2 separate regions of the Homo sapiens genome follow, and region 1 is linked to region 2. Evidence: chromatin loops called from intact Hi-C (ENCODE). Cell type or tissue: sigmoid colon. All regions are shown on one strand. Each heading gives the region's core, and the rest is flanking DNA. Links, peaks and the distances in the headings are about the cores only.

Region 1 (9,075 bases), core at 624-8,623, 74 kb after region 2:
TGAATTCAAACAAAAGAGAAAAAATGTTGGGATTTTTAAAAAAAACGTTGGAAGCAAAGAAACGAGTAAAACTTGATTAAGACTAAATAATTGTAGTTACCTAATGTAAAAATAACACTGTTAATTAAAACAGCAAGAATAACAAAGCCAGAAATTGTTTTTAATCAAATGATTTTACCTTGAGAGGTATTGAGGTAATGGACATATTTTCTAGGAGAACTTATTATTTATATATATAAAGAAATATATATATATATAGTACAAATACACATATTTATAGAAATAGTTTATCTCACTGCTTTAAATCACAGTAAATGCTTTACTTTTAATTTCATACAGCTTTAAAGGAGAAAATTAGATTTTTATATTCATCAAAGAGGATTATGGGTTAATAAGCTTAAAAGACCCTCTTATAATGGTAATTCAACATTCAGTGTGAAGGAGAAAGGCATAGTTTATACAAGGACAAGACCTCTCCTTGAATTATGCAGTTTAGTACTCTGAGCCTTCACTATTTTCTTCCGTCTATGTGCAATGAAATTTCAGTTTTAGGACCAGGTAAATAGTGCTTATTACATTTAAGCTGTGAAAGCCAGAATTCCCTGAAGCACATCGTACAGCTCAGCATTGTTGGTATTTGTGTTTTCATAGCATGTTTCATCTGAGGGAACCAAGTTCTGCATAAATATAACGAATTTCACATTCCATAAAATGATCCCATATTGTTATATTATCACCAGCAAGGCATAGGGTGGAGAATTACCGGGTTTTCGAGAAAAGCTTGAGCAAATGGGCAATTTCGGCCACCATCTTGAAGGCCAGACTCAAGGACAGGTTTTATTTGGGAACACTTGGTCTTGGGATTGCCTGCGTTCGCTGCCCCATGTTCCAGCATCATCCTCTGATGTGTTCAATCTGAACCAGTTCCCCATAAAAAGTTATTGTAGGAAAGTTTTGTGCCCTGAAGAAAGGTGAGACCTTCATCCTATTCAGGATTCCCTCACTGAGCAGACTCTTTCCTTGTCCTTCTTCAGAGATGTGCAAATGTGCCTTTCAGCTTCTAACACACGCCTTTCAGCTCTGCCTGATATGTGACCAACCCTGGATTTTTGGTTCTGTTCATTTGGGGTTTTGTTCTGTTTGGTTGATTTTTAACACTCTGTGCCTCAGTTTTCTGACCTGTAACATGTAAGTAATGATAATATCTGCCCCAGAGAAATCTTCCCGAGACAAATTGTAGGCATGAGAGTCACAGAGCAGGCCACGTAAGCAATGATAATATCTGCCACACAAGATTCTTCCTGAGACAAATTGCAGGTATCAGAGACTTAGAGCAGGCTTAGCAGCCAGCACACAGTGCATGTGGGCCCTGTGTGCTTGCAGAGGTTCGACCCCCATCTCCACCTGCTTTCCATGACCTGTGAATGGATGGTTTTGCACCAAAATTCATGTACCATACACACCTCAGAAATAGCCCTAAATATTTGGGAAAAGGTAGCCCCAAAGGAAGCTTTTGGAAATGTTCAATGCTCGTTGACACATCTTAAAAATTAAGAAAATGGCAACTAGAGGAAGATCAAGAAGTACTGAGAATGAAGGTTATAAACCAGCTAGTGTGTTGCCAGGCATTTGGCCTTTTACTCTAGACTTCTCTTCCTTTTTCACCATCATTTGGCAAAATTTAGAAATTTAAACATCTACAAAGACTCATCAATCCTATCTGCTGTAGGTACAACTGTCCTTGACTTTCATGTTTTCTAATATTCTCTTTTCCCCTCTGTATTGAAATATTTCAGACTTAAAGTATAAAGCAAAAGAACAAATAAGCGGACCTTCTCCTTTTCTTCCTCCGTCCGATTAAAGGAGCCTGGGGAAAAGGCGCAATGCCAAGAGGGATTTAAATGCGCTCTGGACTTCAGTTTCCTCCTGCATAAAATGAGGATTCTAGACCTTATCATAATAGGTTTTCTTCCAGCCTTAATAGTCCATGAGATTTCACATTTTTCTGGTATTATTTTCAATCTGTTAGAAGCCTTCAAAGAAAATTATATGACTGGTTGCCTTTTTTTTCTTTTCAGTTTTACTGTATCTCCAATTTTGACTGTAATTTTCAGGTATTTTCTATGAATCCTTTCACTCCTTCCTATCTTTTCTATCTTGTGGGCAGAATGTTCAATTCTTTTGGCACATTACTCACATCCTAGCTAATTATTTTCAGTAACTAAATACTCATGTGTGCTCATTATAAAAAACTCTTCAGAGCAAAGCATAAGAATATAAGTTTCTTAAGTGAAACTTCTTTGCATTTACGGGGAAGAATACTATGACATGATGGGAAAATAAGATTTTGCCTAGAAATATGTTCTACCATTAATATTATCAGTTGCGGTCCAAGAACCTCACTATTCTTCATACTAGTGTTTCAAGTAATAAGCACTCACTGCAACAAATGCCATGGCAATAGAAAAAGCCAGGGTCTCCTAATGATTTAAGAAAAACTTTGCCAAGTAAAATCCCTGCGGGGTTAGAAACACTGACTTACTGTGAGAATTGAAATATATAAATATGTATACAATATACCAGTCTCAGGTCATAACATCCAGAAAATATTAACTATCGATAAAATGAATTAAAATCATTTTGTATCATTTAATATGATTTTGATAAGCAAAAAAGGCATTATTTTAAATTTGTGAAGTGAGTCATTTCTTTCATTGTAGGCAAAATAGATTTTCTGTCACATTCTGAAAAATAATAGAATTGGAAGAAGGTCTTTTGCCCATGGTTATGGCTTAGGCAAACAGTGATAGCTCAGAAGATAAGCTATAGAACTTAGTGGACATAAAACCTGTCTCATAAATTTGAGAGCTCTGTGATACATCAGTTCTTCGGCTAAGAAAATGCTATCATTTTTACATCTTCAGGGTTACATAGTGGGATCCACTTTTAGAGATATAGCCTCACTAAAAGAATTTCTTTGTTCTTTTTTCTAACAATATGAAAACTTTTAAAATATGAAAAGCATAAGTAATGCCATTTTCCTGCTCTGCTTCTCATTTGGGTAACAACTGAGTAAAATGCTTCCCTTTATCTCCTAGAACCACAAATATTGTGTTGATGTGAATTGGAACATTGATATTAAAAACAATTTTGGTTGCTTGCATTCTGATTTGCCATAAGATTAAGCCTGGACATTTGAGCTCTCTGGACATTGCATTTATTTATGGATGCATCATCAGTTTATAGCAAGCACAGCTGAGCTCTCAATGTTCTTCATTAAACATGGTAAACTTAACAAATTCTAAGAGTCTGGAGGATCTAAACAGCTCTTACTAAGCTACCTACTAGCATGTACATTTCTAGAGAGAGGAAGAGAAGAATGAAAGTACATATTTTTTCTTCTGTTTATTGTATTTATGTGGGAGAATAAAAGCTGCAGACCACAGCATGCAGTGCTTCAGAGGGAGAGGACTTGGCAGGATGCCTTGCTTGCCTGACCCCTCTGAAGGCCAGAGTGTACCAGGGCTTAGGTCTCCAGTCTGTTCTCTGCCATTTACCCTTAGGGATCTCACCCATTCTTACTGCTTTACAACCGTCTACACACTAATAACTCCATAGCTCCTATCTCTCCCCTGAAATCCAGACTCAAAGTCCAACTGCTTAGTATAGTCTTCATTTGAATTAATGAATATCTCAAACAAAACATGACCAAAATAGAGCTCTTGATGGCCTCCTAAACCAACTTTCCCCCTCTTTACCCCTCTAGGTAAATGATACTCCATTTACCCACTTTCCCAGGCCAGAACTCTAGGAGGAGCCATACTGGACTTTTTCCTCTCACTCCTCGTATCCAAGCCATCTGCAGATGGCCCCAGTTCTACCTTCAAAGTAAACCCAAAGACACTATTCCTTCCCCCTTACCATCCTCATCCAAGCCAGCATTCTTCTCCCTGGACCTCAGCACTCACTGAATTGTCCTTGTTCACACTCCTGCCTACCTAATGTATCCACTATACAGCAGCCACATTGAGCCTTTAAAATAGTTCATTAACTGGCATTACTCTCATCTTAACCCCAGGGAGTGAAACCCAAAGCCATCACTTTGGTCACAAGTCCACGTGCAGGCACAGACACACACACACACACACACACACACACACAAACGCACATTCTCCTCCTTGTCACACTTCCTTTATTTCACTGTCCCTGAGTGTGCAGGCTCAGAAATGAAAACTGTCTAGAATGATAGCCACCACTATGAGGCCATTGGTGTATGACAGCTGCCATTACCATAAATATTAATTTATATCCTTTGGTCTTTTGGACCTCATGAGAAGAATTAGATTCGATTAAGTAAAATTCAGGGATAGTAATGTCTTAAAAAATACTTTACAGTACGAACTATATAAGTGGAATGTAGATTTGAGTAGCAGAAGTGCACCTCCAGACACAGGATGGAGGAACCCCACAGAGGCCTTCCTCCTTCCTGAGCCCACTGCGTGGGAGCCTCTGTGACTTTCCTTTCTATGTTCTTGCCCCCCGGACAGTGGCTTGCGATTTCTGTATGTTCCAGTATTGCTGCTGCTGTTTTTCTAAATGAAATAATGAGGACAGAGTGTGAACTGTGATTTTCTCTTAAAAATTTCAATTCTTTTGAGCCTTATGGAGTAAGGGTCAATTTAAAAAGAAAATAGAGTTGAACAAAGACATGTTTTCCCCATATCCTAACAAAATGGAATTGAGCAAGGCGGGATGGCTTCTGGAACAGAAATCATTCTCTGTTTGTAGGGCGGTTGCCCAGGGAGTAATGTTTGCATAAATGGGTGCTGATTTACTGACAAGACGTTGCTCGGTGGTTAGGTTACCACTCCTTGGTGACTTGGCAGAGGGGAGGCCTGTGGAGAGGAATGCAGCCTGGGATTCATCCAGCAGCTCTGCAACTCTGCTTCTTCTAGATTATGTAGCTGCCTGCATGATCAGTGGCAGGTACGCATCCCAACCCAGGGGTCCTAATTTGAAACCCAGCATCAAAGCATTCTTCTTTAAAACTGTTTGTCCAGCAAGCGTATCCGAGGCACCAAAGATAGAGGAAACAATACAAAAAAGTGCAATTTGTTTGATGGCCAATTCTTCTAGTAAATTTTGATTTCATGTCTGTATTAGTCAGGGTTCTCTAGAAGGACAGAACTAATAGGATAGATGTATATATAAAGGGGAGTTTATTAAGGAGTATTGACTCACACGATCACAAGGTGAGGTCCCACAATAGGCCATCTGAAAACTGAGGATCCAGGAAGCCTCATCCCAAAGGGATGTCTGCATCCCAAAACCTCAAAAGTAGGGAGGCCAACTGTGCAGCCTTCAGTCTGTGGTTGAAAGTCCAAGAGAACTTGAAGTCCGATGTCCGAGGGCAGGAAGCACGAGAAAAAGATGAGGCTGGAAGACTAAGCCAGTCTAGTCTTTCCATGCTCTCCTGCCTGCTTTTATTCTGGCCGCGCTGGCAGCTGATTAGATGGTGCCCACCCAGATGGAGGGTGGGTCTGCCTTTCCCAGCCCACTGACTCAAATGTTAATATCCTTTGGCAACACCCTCACAGACACACCCGGGAGCAACACTTTGCATCCTTCAATCCAATCAAGTTGACACTCAGTGTTAACCATTACCATGTCCATTAATGAACATCTCTTCCAACCTTCACGTCTTTTTATTTATTTATTTATTTATTTGTTTGTTTAGATGGAGTCTCGCTCTGTCACAAGGCTGGAGTGCAGTGGCATGATTCCGGCTCACTGTAACCTGCGCCTCCTGGGTTCAAGCGATTCTCCTGCCTCAACCTCCCAAGTAGCTAGGACTACAGGTGCACACTACCATGACCAGTTAATTTTTGTAGTTTTAGTAAGGACGGGGGTTTCACCATGTTGACCAGGATGGCCTCTATTTCTTCACCTTGTGATCCACCCACCTCGGCCTCCCAAAGTGCTGGGATTACAGGCGTGAGCCCCCGCACCTGGCCTCACCTCTTTTAAAAATCACTTTAACCCTACTGAGAGTTCCAGCCCTGAGCAGGAGATATGTCAACATTTATCACAGACCTAAAAACTGATCAACAGAACTATGAACAGTACAAGTTTTAAATCATTCCCTGCTTATAGCCGTGGGCACTTCCTTTACCTTTCCCATTAAGTAGTGACATGTATAAAAATGAATCCTTTATATTACAGGAGAGAGAAAGAGAACAGAAAGAGAGAGATCAGTGGGAAAGATTGATACAAATTGGAGCTATTTTTCTTGCTGAACAAAAACTCAGTTTTCAAGTGTCAACCGTAAAATACTTTTCCCATTGATCTTTTTTAAAGCGTGGCCGTATAGTTAACATTATAACAACAATGCAGAGAACTATCCCTTTCATCTACTCTTTAGGGTATGACGCATTTTGGATATGCTATTTAAAAACTGACATTGTATTCTCTGTATAATTGTTATCAGTTGAATAACGATTACTTAATTTTGTATACAAGGTCTATAGAATTCCTTTTGTCAGGTTAACCTCATTTTACACCAGGAGCACAAAGCTCAAAGATGTTGAGTGTATGGCTCTCAGTGAAGTGAATGCAACTGATCTGACACTGATTCTACTTGATTAAACACATGCTAAGACAACCTGGTGATGCTGGGCATAGGTTCTTCATGAGTGCCTGGGGAATGATGCTCCCTTGCCTTCTACAAAGAGACCCTCTCTTGCTCTGTGGCGTGCCCTGACCAAGACACACTGACCTGTCACTATTACATACATTTTTCAGTGAGCTCTGTGAAGAGAGCAATAAAATATCATCCAGAAGGAGAAGAAACGTGTAGAAAAGGAAAAAAAGAAAAAAGAGGAAGAAGCAAGTTTTAGAATGGACAAAATGAGTAAATTCCATGATGCTGAGTTGTTTCCATGTTACTGTGTGCTGGAAATGATATTGTTTTGATTTCCATGAATCTGTTAGCCCTGTGGGTGTAGACAGGGAGGGCTGACATTTCAGTGCAGAATGCTGGTAGTTCTGTCAACAGGAGTTACATTTTATGCTAAGTACAATTTCTAAGACATATAGTTTCAAAATACTTCCTTTTCTGTCCCTTTCCTTTTGCCATGACAACTCTCATACCCTGAGCAGGCAGTGTGGACTCGAGCCGGCCAGCCTGGGCGTGGGTTTCACTCTTGTGAGATGTCAGGCAAGTTGCTCTTTGTTGAGACTTTGAAGATGTAAAAAGTCATGATGATAATCATCCCCATGCATGCTGCAGTGTTAGGGAGGACTAAATGAGTAAAAAACGTGAAGACGGCTAACACGGTGAAACCCCATCTCTACTAAAAATACAAAAAATAATTAGCCAGGCGTGGTGGCGGGCGCCTGTGGTCCCAGCTACTCAGGAGGCTGGGGGAGGAGAATGGCATGAACCCGGGAGGTGGAGCTTGTAGTGAGTGAGATCGTGCCACTGCACTCCAGCCTGGGTGACAGAGCGAGACTCTGTCTTAAAAAAAAAAAAACGTGAAGAATTTGTTCTTTTCCTGGCACACAGAGCTTAGAAAATATTAGGTAGTTTATTACAAATATTTTATCTTGATGTTGGCATCTAAAACAGTGAGGATACTGATCTAAATGAGAAATATTTGCTGACTGATTTAAACAAAAATTGCCTTAGATAACCTTCTGCAATTGACACTTTTTTTCCCATGTTTTATGAGTATAAAATATTATTATGTGGGTATTTCCCTATCACAAAATATCATGAGCTTTCAAAAATTATAAATTCTTACCACTCCTGGGGGAGGAGTCAGTTTGGGGGCAGATTAAGAGTTCAGTTCTAGACTTCATTGTGAGGAGTTTGGTAGAAATCCCAGAAGAGCTGTTGAGAAGACCAGTGGAGCCACACGTCTAGAGGTCATGGACCTGCGCTGGGCCAGAGATCTGCATTTGAGAGAAGCCAGCAGATCAGTAGCATTTACCACCCTGAGGCTGGGCGCAGTCACCACGGGACTCCTGACATTCAGAGAGCCAGGAGATAAAGAGAAGTCAGGAAAGGGCCTTGGGAAGAGATGGCGCATCCAGCGAGAGGAAAGCCAGGTGAGCATGGTGTCTAGACAGAGACAGCCCAGTAGACAGGGTTTCAGGAAGGAAGAAGGCAATGGCCTGTGTCCTAACAAGAGGAGCTCTGGTGGGGTGGCGGGGAGAAGCCTCACTGCAGCACAGGGAGGCCAAGAGGGAAAACGGGATCGAGAGAAGGTTATTTTACAGATGAGGGAATGAGCAGCATGCCTGTACGCTATGGAATGATCCAGCAGAGAAGGAAACATGGATGTTGTGGAGAGGTAGATAGGCTGTTGGAGCGACATCCTTGAGTAGGAAGGAAGGGATGGGTTCCTTCCATGAAGCTCTGACAGGAGCAGGAGCAGACATTTCCCCCTTACAGGAGGGATGTAGTGACATAGGCGGGGATGCTGGCAGGTGGTTGTTTCTCCTGTCTTTTATTAGAGTTATATGTGTTTCTGCCTTCTCATTTTACAAGTTTGTCATTTCCTCATGCTCTTTGACTTACTCCTTTTGTGTCTCCAAACACCCCACCTTCCTTGCCCTCCACCCATGCAAACACAGAGGGGTGGAAAACGGGAGCAGTTAATAAACATTGCTGCCACTGAAAATGCGAATGCCCAGAGGAGTGTACATGCCCAGGACTGCTGTCAATAGTAAGGGGAAGCAGCCTAGGACATCTTGAAATACTGAAAAGGAGGCCGAGATCTTGGGACCTGGAAATCCCTGTTTAGGGGAAAAAATGCAAATAAGCATTGCCTACTTGGAGAGTGGCACCTTCTGAAATGCATACCTAGAGGATGTGACTGGCTGAAACATTCGTGTTTCAAATTTTAGATGCCCTTTGAGATCCCTGTTAGGTTTTAGACACTGAGAGATCTAGAAATGTTGTTTCTGAGTTTGGGGTGGATGGCTCCCAAGGCTTTTGTCGTGGAAGTCGTCCTGAGCAGGCGTTTCCCATGACTGAGGGCTGGGACTAAGGAACCAACAGTAACTGTAAAG
Region 2 (9,075 bases), core at 583-8,582:
TTCCATGGTGTATATATACCACATTTTCTTTATCCAGTCTATCATTGACGGGCATTTAGTTTGATTCCATGTCTTTGCTCTTGTCAATAGTGCTGCAGTGAACATACACTTGCATGTGTCTTTATGATGGAACAATTTATATTCCTGTGGGTATATACCTAGTAATGGGATTGCTGGGTTAAATGGTATTTCTATCTTCAGGTATTTGTGGAATTGCCACACTGGTTGAACATCATCTTCCACAATGGTTGAACTAATTTACACTCCCGTCAACAGTGTATAAATGTTTCTTTTTCTCCACAAACTTGCCAGCATCTGTTACTCTTTTGACTTTTTAATAGTAGCCATTCTGAATTGTGTTAGATGATTTTTCATTGTGGTTTTCATTTGCATTTTTTTAATGATCAGTGATGTTGAGCTTTTTTTCATATGATCGTTGGCCACATGTATGTCTCTTTTGGGGGAGTGTCTGTTCATGTCCTTTGCCCACTTTTTAATGTGTTTTCTTCTTGTAAATTTGTTTAAGTTCCTTATAGATGCTGGTTATTAGACCTTTGTCAGATGCATAGTTTGCAAAAATTTTCTCCCATTCTGTAGGTTGTCTGTTTACTCTGTTGGTGTGCAGAAGCTCTTTAGTTTACTTAGATCCCACTTGTCAATTTTTGCTTTCGTTGCAATTACTTTTGGCATCTTCATCATGAAATCTTTGCCAGTGCCTATGTTCTGGATGGTATTGCCTAGGTTGTCTTCTAGGGTTTTTATAGTTTAGCGTTATACATTTAAGTCTTTATTCCATCTTGAGTTAATTTTGTATATGGTGTAAGGAAGGGGTCCAGTTTCAATCTTATGCATATGAGTAGCCAGTTATTCCCCACAAAGTTTATATGTAGAAGTCCTAACCCCTAGTCCCCATAATAGGACTATATTTGGAGATTGAGTCTTTACAGAAGTAATTAAGGTTAAACAAGGTCTTTAGGGTGGGCTGTAATCTGATATAACTGGCATCTTCATTTGAAGAGACAATTAGGACACAGACACACACAGAAGGAAGACCATGTGAAGACACCAGAAGAAGACGGCCATCTACAATCCAAGGAGAGAGGCCCTAGAAGAAACCAACTCTGCCTACACCATGATTGTGGACTTCTAGCCTTGAAAACTGTGAGAAAATAAATTTTTGTGATTTATTCTACCTAGTCTGTGGTACTTCGTTATGACACCACTAGCAAATCAATGCAATAAGGTTTAATATAAGTTTTGCCCTTATTTGAAGTGAAGCTTGTTTTCTTTAAAATTCACCTTTTGAAATTAGTGATATAACAAAGCACATGGTAAACATGCAAATTGATGTTCACATGAAGTGTGAGCGAAGGATTGAAGGTGTTTTCCGTGGAGGGTGACTGGAGTGGGTGTCAGGGGTGTGTGCTCACATATTTCAGAGGCATGGATGCATGGTTCTAGAAAGATAGACACGGGGAAAAGATGTGTATGTGACTACATGATTATTTATATACATTAAAATTATTCTAATCAACAATATAAGTTACATAAAAAACTGGGAAAACATTTGCAGCCTCTGGGATACAGGGTTGATTTTCTTTTTTTTTTTTTTTTTTTTTTTTTGAGAAAAAAAGCTGCAGGCTTTATTGAGCAGAGTGACAGTACAAAGCTTCCACAGCGTGGAAGGGGTCCCGAGCGGGTAGCAAGAGTTAGATTGTGCAGTTGCCTTTTAAACTCTTTTTTTTGTTTGTTTTTGTTTTTGTTTTTGTTTTTATTTATTATACTTTAAGTTTTAGGGTACATGTGCACATTGTGCAGGTTAGATACATATGTATACATGTGCCATGCTGGTGCACTGCACCCACTAACTCGTCATCTAGCATTAGGTATATCTCCCAATGCTATCCCTCCCCCCTCCCCCCACCCCACAACAGTCCCCAGAGTGTGATATTCCCCTTCCTGTGTCCATGTGATCTCATTGTTCAATTCCCACCTATGAGTGAGAATATGCGGTGTTTGGTTTTTTGTTCTTGCGATAGTTTACTGAGAATGATGATTTCCAATTTCATCCATGTCCCTACAAAGGACATGAACTCATCATTTTTTATGGCTGCATAGTATTCCATGGTGTATATGTGCCACATTTTCTTAGTCCAGTCTATCATTGTTGGACATTTGGGTTGGTTCCAAGTCTTTGCTATTGTGAATAATGCCGCAGTAAACATACGTGTGCATGTGTCTTTATAGCAGCATGATTTATAGTCATTTGGGTATATACCCAGTAATGGGATGGCTGGGTCAAATGGTATTTCCAGTTCTAGATCCTTGAGGAATCGCCACACTGACTTCCACAATGGTTGAACTAGTTTACAGTCCCACCAACAGTGTAAAAGTGTTCCTATTTCTCCAGGGTTGATTTTCTTAATGGCTAAAGAAATGTTTCCAGAAGATTCCTACAACAAGGTAATGGGGCAAGAGAAAAAAAACAAACCCATGGCAATGGGCATGGAGTACCTGGCTCTGTCACACGTACATATAAATACCGTAGCTAACAGATGCAAATATCTTCTTTACAATGTTTAAATTAAAGCATCCTTAGGCAAAGTGGCAAAGCGTTCAAATCTATGTAATATCTAAAGTTGATGAGACCCATACAAGTGGATTCTCTCATATACTACCCCTGACCTTTAAATTAGATCCCAGATGTAGAGGAGAATCTAGTGAAACATAGCAATGCTTTTCACATGGAGGACATCCTTTGAGTCACCAGGGAAGCCTGTAATCATGTATCCAAGAAGTTCCAATGAATGCATGCAAAAATTTAGTTTCTAAGAATGGTTATTGAATTAGAATGGCAAAGATTAGAAAGAATTAGGTGTCTGACACCAGGGAGTGGATTAGACACATTTTTTTTTACACCCAAATAAAATAATATAAAGACAGTGAAGACCAACAATATGAGAAAATTCTTATAGTATTGTATGAAGAAAACAGGTTTTAAAATGATAGCAGTAGTACAATTCCATTTGTGTAAACAAAAGTGTCTGTGGCAGGGTGTGGAGACTCATGCCTGTAATCCCAGAACTTTGGGAGGCTGAGGCCGAAGGATCACTTGAGGCCAGGAATTTCAGACCAGCCTGAAAAACATAGCAAGATTGTGTCTCTCTATAAAAAAAAATTTTTAAATTAAAAAATAAAAAGGAGAAAAATGTCTGCATTTTAATATAATCTTTGGAAGGATGCACATTGAAATAAGATCAATTATTTTGGAGTGGTGACATTATTGGTGATTTTTTTTTCTTTTGGATTGTCTGTTTCCCGTGCATTAAAATAATGAAAAAAACACAAAACTGTTTTTTAAAAACCTCAATTTTAATTTATTTAAATGTAAGAAAGATGTTCAAGAAACAGTAATGTATGATTGCTTAGGTTTCATAAAGATGATTTAGAATTTTGGAAGTGCAGTGCTTTTGCATTCATTTGCCAGCAGTTTATTCATTCTTTCATTGGTTCATTTTTTATTGGTTCCTTTTTTGTTCTTGTTTTGTTGATTTAAGTGAAAATTATCTCTTATTTTAAATATTCTGAAGATTTAGGACTTCCTCGGTCCTAAATATTCCACAGTCCTAGATCCTCTCTTGCTGTGCATACCTTTGATAAAGCCATTCATTTTATATTTACGCTTTTGGAAAACTGCAAACCTTACATATCCAATTATGGATCAGTTTTTTAAAGTAATTTAAACTGTATTTTTATATTCAAATATGTACCATCAACCAACCTTAACAAAATGTTCTAACACCAATGCTAAAAAAAACCCCTATAATTTAGTGTAAATAATCAAGCTTATGAGAAAACAAAATCTGCATCTTTAAAATGAATTACCTCTAACATAATATTGCTGTTTTTCAGTAATTAAGAAATATTAAGTCTGTCTGTGAATGCGTGTGTGTGTATGTCTGTGTATTTTTGGCAACTGGAGATACTTCTTTTCTATTTTCTAAAGCAACAAGGAAGGATTATTTAGACTGAAATATTTTGAAATTGGTGCTCTGGCTGGGTATGATGTTCTGGGTTGCAGACTTCTCTACCAGAAATCTGTGTGTTTGGGCATCCTCTGCCTTCCCTCCTCCCAGCCCCCATTGGAGCGGAGCCGAAAATGTTTTCTTTCTGGCTCACTGTGCTGCACACAGGCCCTCCCAGGAGGCGGGTGGCAGTAACAGAGCTGTCACAGGGCTGCCACAGATGGTTCTGTGCTAAATCTTCAGCCTCGGTTTATGACTCCTTGGGGGAGGGACAGGGTTGGCTGGAAAGTGTATTCATGTACACTCCAGAGATGCTCCAGTAGGTGAACGGGCAGAGGCCCGTTAATTACAGATGGAAAATGCTTCCCATTCCTCTCTGTTGCATCTGTGTTTTTCCGGTTGGCATTTGGAATGGACAGGACAGTGACATGCTAGATGTTTTAGGTGAAACAGGCTTATACAAACTAAGGCAACTTTTCATGATACCTTATGTAAAAGCTGGTATTATAATCCAAGAATTGCAAGGGCTCTTGGGTAAGTAATAACAACAGGCCCTTTGAAAGTGCTTGCTGTGTGCCAGACACTAGACAAGGCAATATTATTCAACATATTATTTTGTTTTAAATGAACCAAACTGTGCTGTTTTTTCTTTGCAGAATATGAAACTGAGGCTCAGATAATTTAAATAACTTGCTTAAAGGTCACACAGCTTGTAAATGAAGATGGAAAATGAACCATTTTACCCACACCCCCTTCCCCACCAACACCACTGTTAAGAGCTTTCCTAACTAGAAATGTATTCTGAGCACATCCCCAAACATTAAACAGAACTTGCTTAATAAGTAGAGCTAGCAACCTATTTAAAATTGGCAGACTATTTTAAAGAAAATACATGTGCAAGTCTGGTTTTCCTGAATAGACTTATCTTTACTGAAAAGGTAACTTTCTTACATCATAGCATTGCTTAATGTATATCTTAATTAAGCAGTCCCAACATCTCAAGATACTCAATTCCTTCCTCCCTGATTTGCCCTGAGTATGATTCTGTTTTCCTTTAGTTTGTGATACGAAGATTGTTAGTTTCTCTATTATTTTTTCATAGACTATTGGATATTCGAAACATTAGTCAGTCTCTGCTACCCAGAGAAATGTGGTTGTTAAAGTATTCCAGGGTGGACAGGGAAAGCCTTTTAAAGAGGTGACATCTTACTCACACTGCAGGATCAGAAAGAGTCTTTCAATTTGAATTTCATATCAGATATATTACCAAAAAAAGTAAGATAGTCTTAAAGCATGTGCATGAAGCTGTTCTGTGGTCTGCAGAGGACTTTAAACTGGATTGATCAATTTATAATGCACTAAAAACAATTTTACTATCCATCAAATTTGCAATTTACATATGTATATGGGATTTTGATACTCATATAGCTAGGATAGAGATGTATTTTAAAAGGCAATGGTGTGTATGATTTGTACCTAAGGAATAAAGTAAGTTGATAGTGAATTTGGCACTGGGGGTGGAGCCAACAGCTGGGAGAAGTGGTGAGCCTGGCTCCAGTCATGAGTCCAAGAACAGCTGATGAAACTTAGGAGAAGACTGTCTCATGACATTTTAAGTACCCTCTGCGTATGCCGTGTCCCCTAGACTAATTTTTTAGAATTACCAGTGTTAATGATAATAATAATAATAAATCAATGACAACAAAACTTACAAAATTCAAGGGCCATAGTTTACCTCTAAAACAGTAGAAAAGGTGAAATTTTGAGTTTGTTACTTGACTCCCATTGACCAGCGAAAAGAAAAATGTTTGGTTAAAAGCACTTACAGTTTGATTGCTGACAAGAGTAAAAGGAAAGTCAAATTATGGGGCCCACCAACGCAGCGAAATGGGCAGCAGAGAAGGACAAGAGATTTTCCCACCTCTTGGCTTCGTCTTAACCCTATAACTGTTATAGCTAAGGCAGGAGGGCTGGTGGGAACACACTTACCTGTGTCTGTCATAGGCATCCTTAGTTCTCAGAAAAGACATCACATTTTCAACAGAGCTCCCTCCAGCTATCTCAAATAAAAGCCAACAGACTGAAGGCTCCTTGCTGTGTATCTTGTGCAAACTTGCAAAATTTATATGAACATAATATTCATTGTTGAAAGATACATGAAAGGAGAATGCTTTTAATGTGAATGACTTGGTGTTTTGCTTCTTGGCATGTAATGTCTGAGAGCACTTTGAGAAATTCCAGCCAGAGGAGGCCTTCTGAAATGGCAGCTTTGCATTGATGTGGTGCCAGTGGTCAAATTGAAACAGAAGTCTTGAGTGTGTTTCCAGTGCTTTTTTATTGAGAAAGTTATATAAATACAGCACGGAGGTTCCCCCAGTGTAAACACTTAGCTCTTTATTCTCACTGTTTCCACACCCTGAAATATCTTTCACACCTTCCTATTTGCTGCCTAGGTATTTTTAAAAGAGAAATTATTCTTTTTAGCAAGTTTTTGTTTGTTGATGTATTTTGCATTTTGTTGTTATGGTGGTGGTTTAGGTTTTTTTGCAATAAATTTTCTGTTTGTTTATCTGATATCTGTGAAGAAATAAAATATTTTGGAATCGTGGGCATCTTATTTTAGGAGCTTACTTTTACCTAACTCCAAAGTAGGAACTGTCTTAAAGCTAGGAGGCTCCTCTGTATTTCTAGTTTTCATATTTGAACAGTCAATGTGTCAACCCACGGTGCCTGACATCCCCTACTCCCATTCCTGATGCTCCTCGATGCTCCCAACAGAGTAAGTTCCTTGCAAACCTGTGGTGGGAGGTCTTTCATGGTGGGCACACAGCCACTCTGAGTCCAAATACGGTCCATCCTGGTTGGCTAGTTTGAGTAATGGGAACCCAGACAGCGTGCTGGGTTAGGACTAGGGCAAACAGAGATGGACTCCACGTAAGCCACTCAGACATATCTCCTATTGAATTGAGAAAGTCATTGTCTTTAAATATAAAAATCTCATCTTGGAATGATAAGTCTTAGGAAAGTCATTTATTCTCTGTGTCTCAGTCTCTTCATTTTTCCAGTGGGGTAATATAGTTTCACTTCCGTCAAGCCAATCATTCTATACCTAACAATACATATCCTGGACAAAATATAAAACAAAACCACCTGAAGGCACTGGAAAGTGGCCCAAAAGAAACAGAGCTACGTTGGAGTCAATACTTAAAGGAGACAAACAGCACCTGGATGACCTTTCTCTTTTTATAGATTTTGGCCTTAGGGGAAACCCCACTCAGTGCCAGTTGGGATGGATAAAATTTTAAAAAGGAAATCTATGTTTTCCCTGGATTATACTACTGGAAGAAAGAGTTCAACATCACTACAGTAGCTAAATATGAGGGAAAACCCTAAAAAAAAGAGATCCACAGAGACAGAGAGAGAGAGAGAGAACAGCCAATACTGCATATAAACTCTACACCTGAGACTGGCTGTTGAAATAAGCATGATCCAGCCAGCATCCCAGGAGGACGGATGAGAGGATAAAATAACAGAATGGAGATTTCAGCTGCTGCCCGCTGTGGGAGAGACCAGATATGGAGTTTGACTCCTACTAAAATGAAACAAAACAATCAATATTCTCCAGAGGAATGTGACAGAATGTAAGGTCTCTATAACATGTCATTCATAATGCTTAGTCTACAATTCAAAATTAAAATAAATAATAGGAAACAAGGAAAAAATGACCATGTTAAAAAAGAGACAATCAGTGGAAACCAATAGGACCATTACACAGAATCTATAATGAGCATGCAAGAATTTTAAAGTGGCTATAACCACAGTATCAAAGACATGGAATCACCTAAGTGGCCACCAGCATTGGATTGGACAAAGAAAAGGTGGTATATTTACAGCATTGAATTCCACAGAGCCATAAACAAGAACAAAATCATGTGTTTTGCAGCAACGTGGATGCAGGTGGAGGCCATGATCCTAAGTGAATCGACATAGAAGCAGATAAGCAAATAACAAACATTCTCAGTAATAAGTGGGAGCTAAACATTGGGTATTCATTGAATAAAGACCCTAGGAGCTACTAGAAGGGGAAAGGAGGAGGACACCTGTTTAAAAACTAACTATGGGTACTATGCTCAGTACCTGGGTGATGATGGGATCAACTGTACCCAAACCTCAGCATCTTGGAATACACCCATGTAAAAAAACAAAAACCTTTACATGTATGCCCTGAATCTAAAATAAAGTTAACATTACTTTTTAAAAAAGAAATTATAATCACTCTAAAAATATAAAGTGGTTATAATTAAGTTTTTAAAAAGGAAGCAAAAGAAAGTACAGTGAACCATAAGACATAAATTTAACAGAGAAATAGAAACTATAAGAAGGAACCATATTAAAATTCTGGAACTGGAAATCTAAATTTGCAATGTTAATATATTAATGAGTGAGATTAACAACATATTGGAGATGACAGAAGAATAGTATTGAACATGAGCAGGACCATTAGAAATTATCTAATCTGAAGAACAGGGAGAAAAATGATTTTTTTAAGACAGCAAAGGCTCAGTAATCTATATGATAAAAAGCCTAACATATTTGTAATGGAGTCACAGAAAAGGAGTGAGAGAGGATGGAGAAGAACATATATTTGGGGAAATAATGGCTAAATTTGTCCAAAATGTGGGGGAAAATAAAAATACAGATTCAAGAAGTTTAGTAAATGCCTGGCTAACTAAATACAAAGAACACCTCTACCAGACATGTCATGGTCAAATTGGTGCAAACCAAGAGAAAATCTCAAAGATAGCCAGAGAAAACTGACAGATCGAAGGGAAACAATATGAATGACTGTTGACACTTCATCAGAATCAATGGAGCCACAACAGAGTGGGATAACAATGTTAAAATGCTAAAAGAAAACAAACATCTTAGACCACAGCTCTAACTCTAAGTGAAAATATCCTTCAAGAATTAAGACAAAATGAAGGCATTTTAAATGAACAGTAACTAAGAGCATTATTCACCAGCAGACGTGAACTGTATGAGAAAGTAA

What was found. A loop is a pair of places that touch in the nucleus more often than their neighbours do. Peaks named below come from ENCODE experiments on the same cell type or tissue, not always from the same donor. Only the 100,000 strongest peaks of a DNase experiment are listed, where the experiment ranks them.
Region 1: it touches region 2 in a loop (3-fold over the local background); 1 of 110 quality-filtered maps calls a loop at or near these places.

What each region holds. Positions count from the first base shown.
Region 1 is chr5:7,646,088-7,655,162 of GRCh38, forward strand. The region is part of intron 4 of ADCY2 (adenylate cyclase 2); the gene reads left to right. Among named protein-coding and RNA genes, the nearest start is that of CFAP90, 200 kb to the right of the region's middle. In sigmoid colon, for the core only: no CTCF peak of the experiment used is centred there; a DNase peak (open chromatin) is centred at 4,884.
Region 2 is chr5:7,571,996-7,581,070 of GRCh38, forward strand. The region is part of intron 3 of ADCY2 (adenylate cyclase 2); the gene reads left to right. Among named protein-coding and RNA genes, the nearest start is that of ADCY2, 180 kb to the left of the region's middle. In sigmoid colon, for the core only: no CTCF peak of the experiment used is centred there; a DNase peak (open chromatin) is centred at 4,216.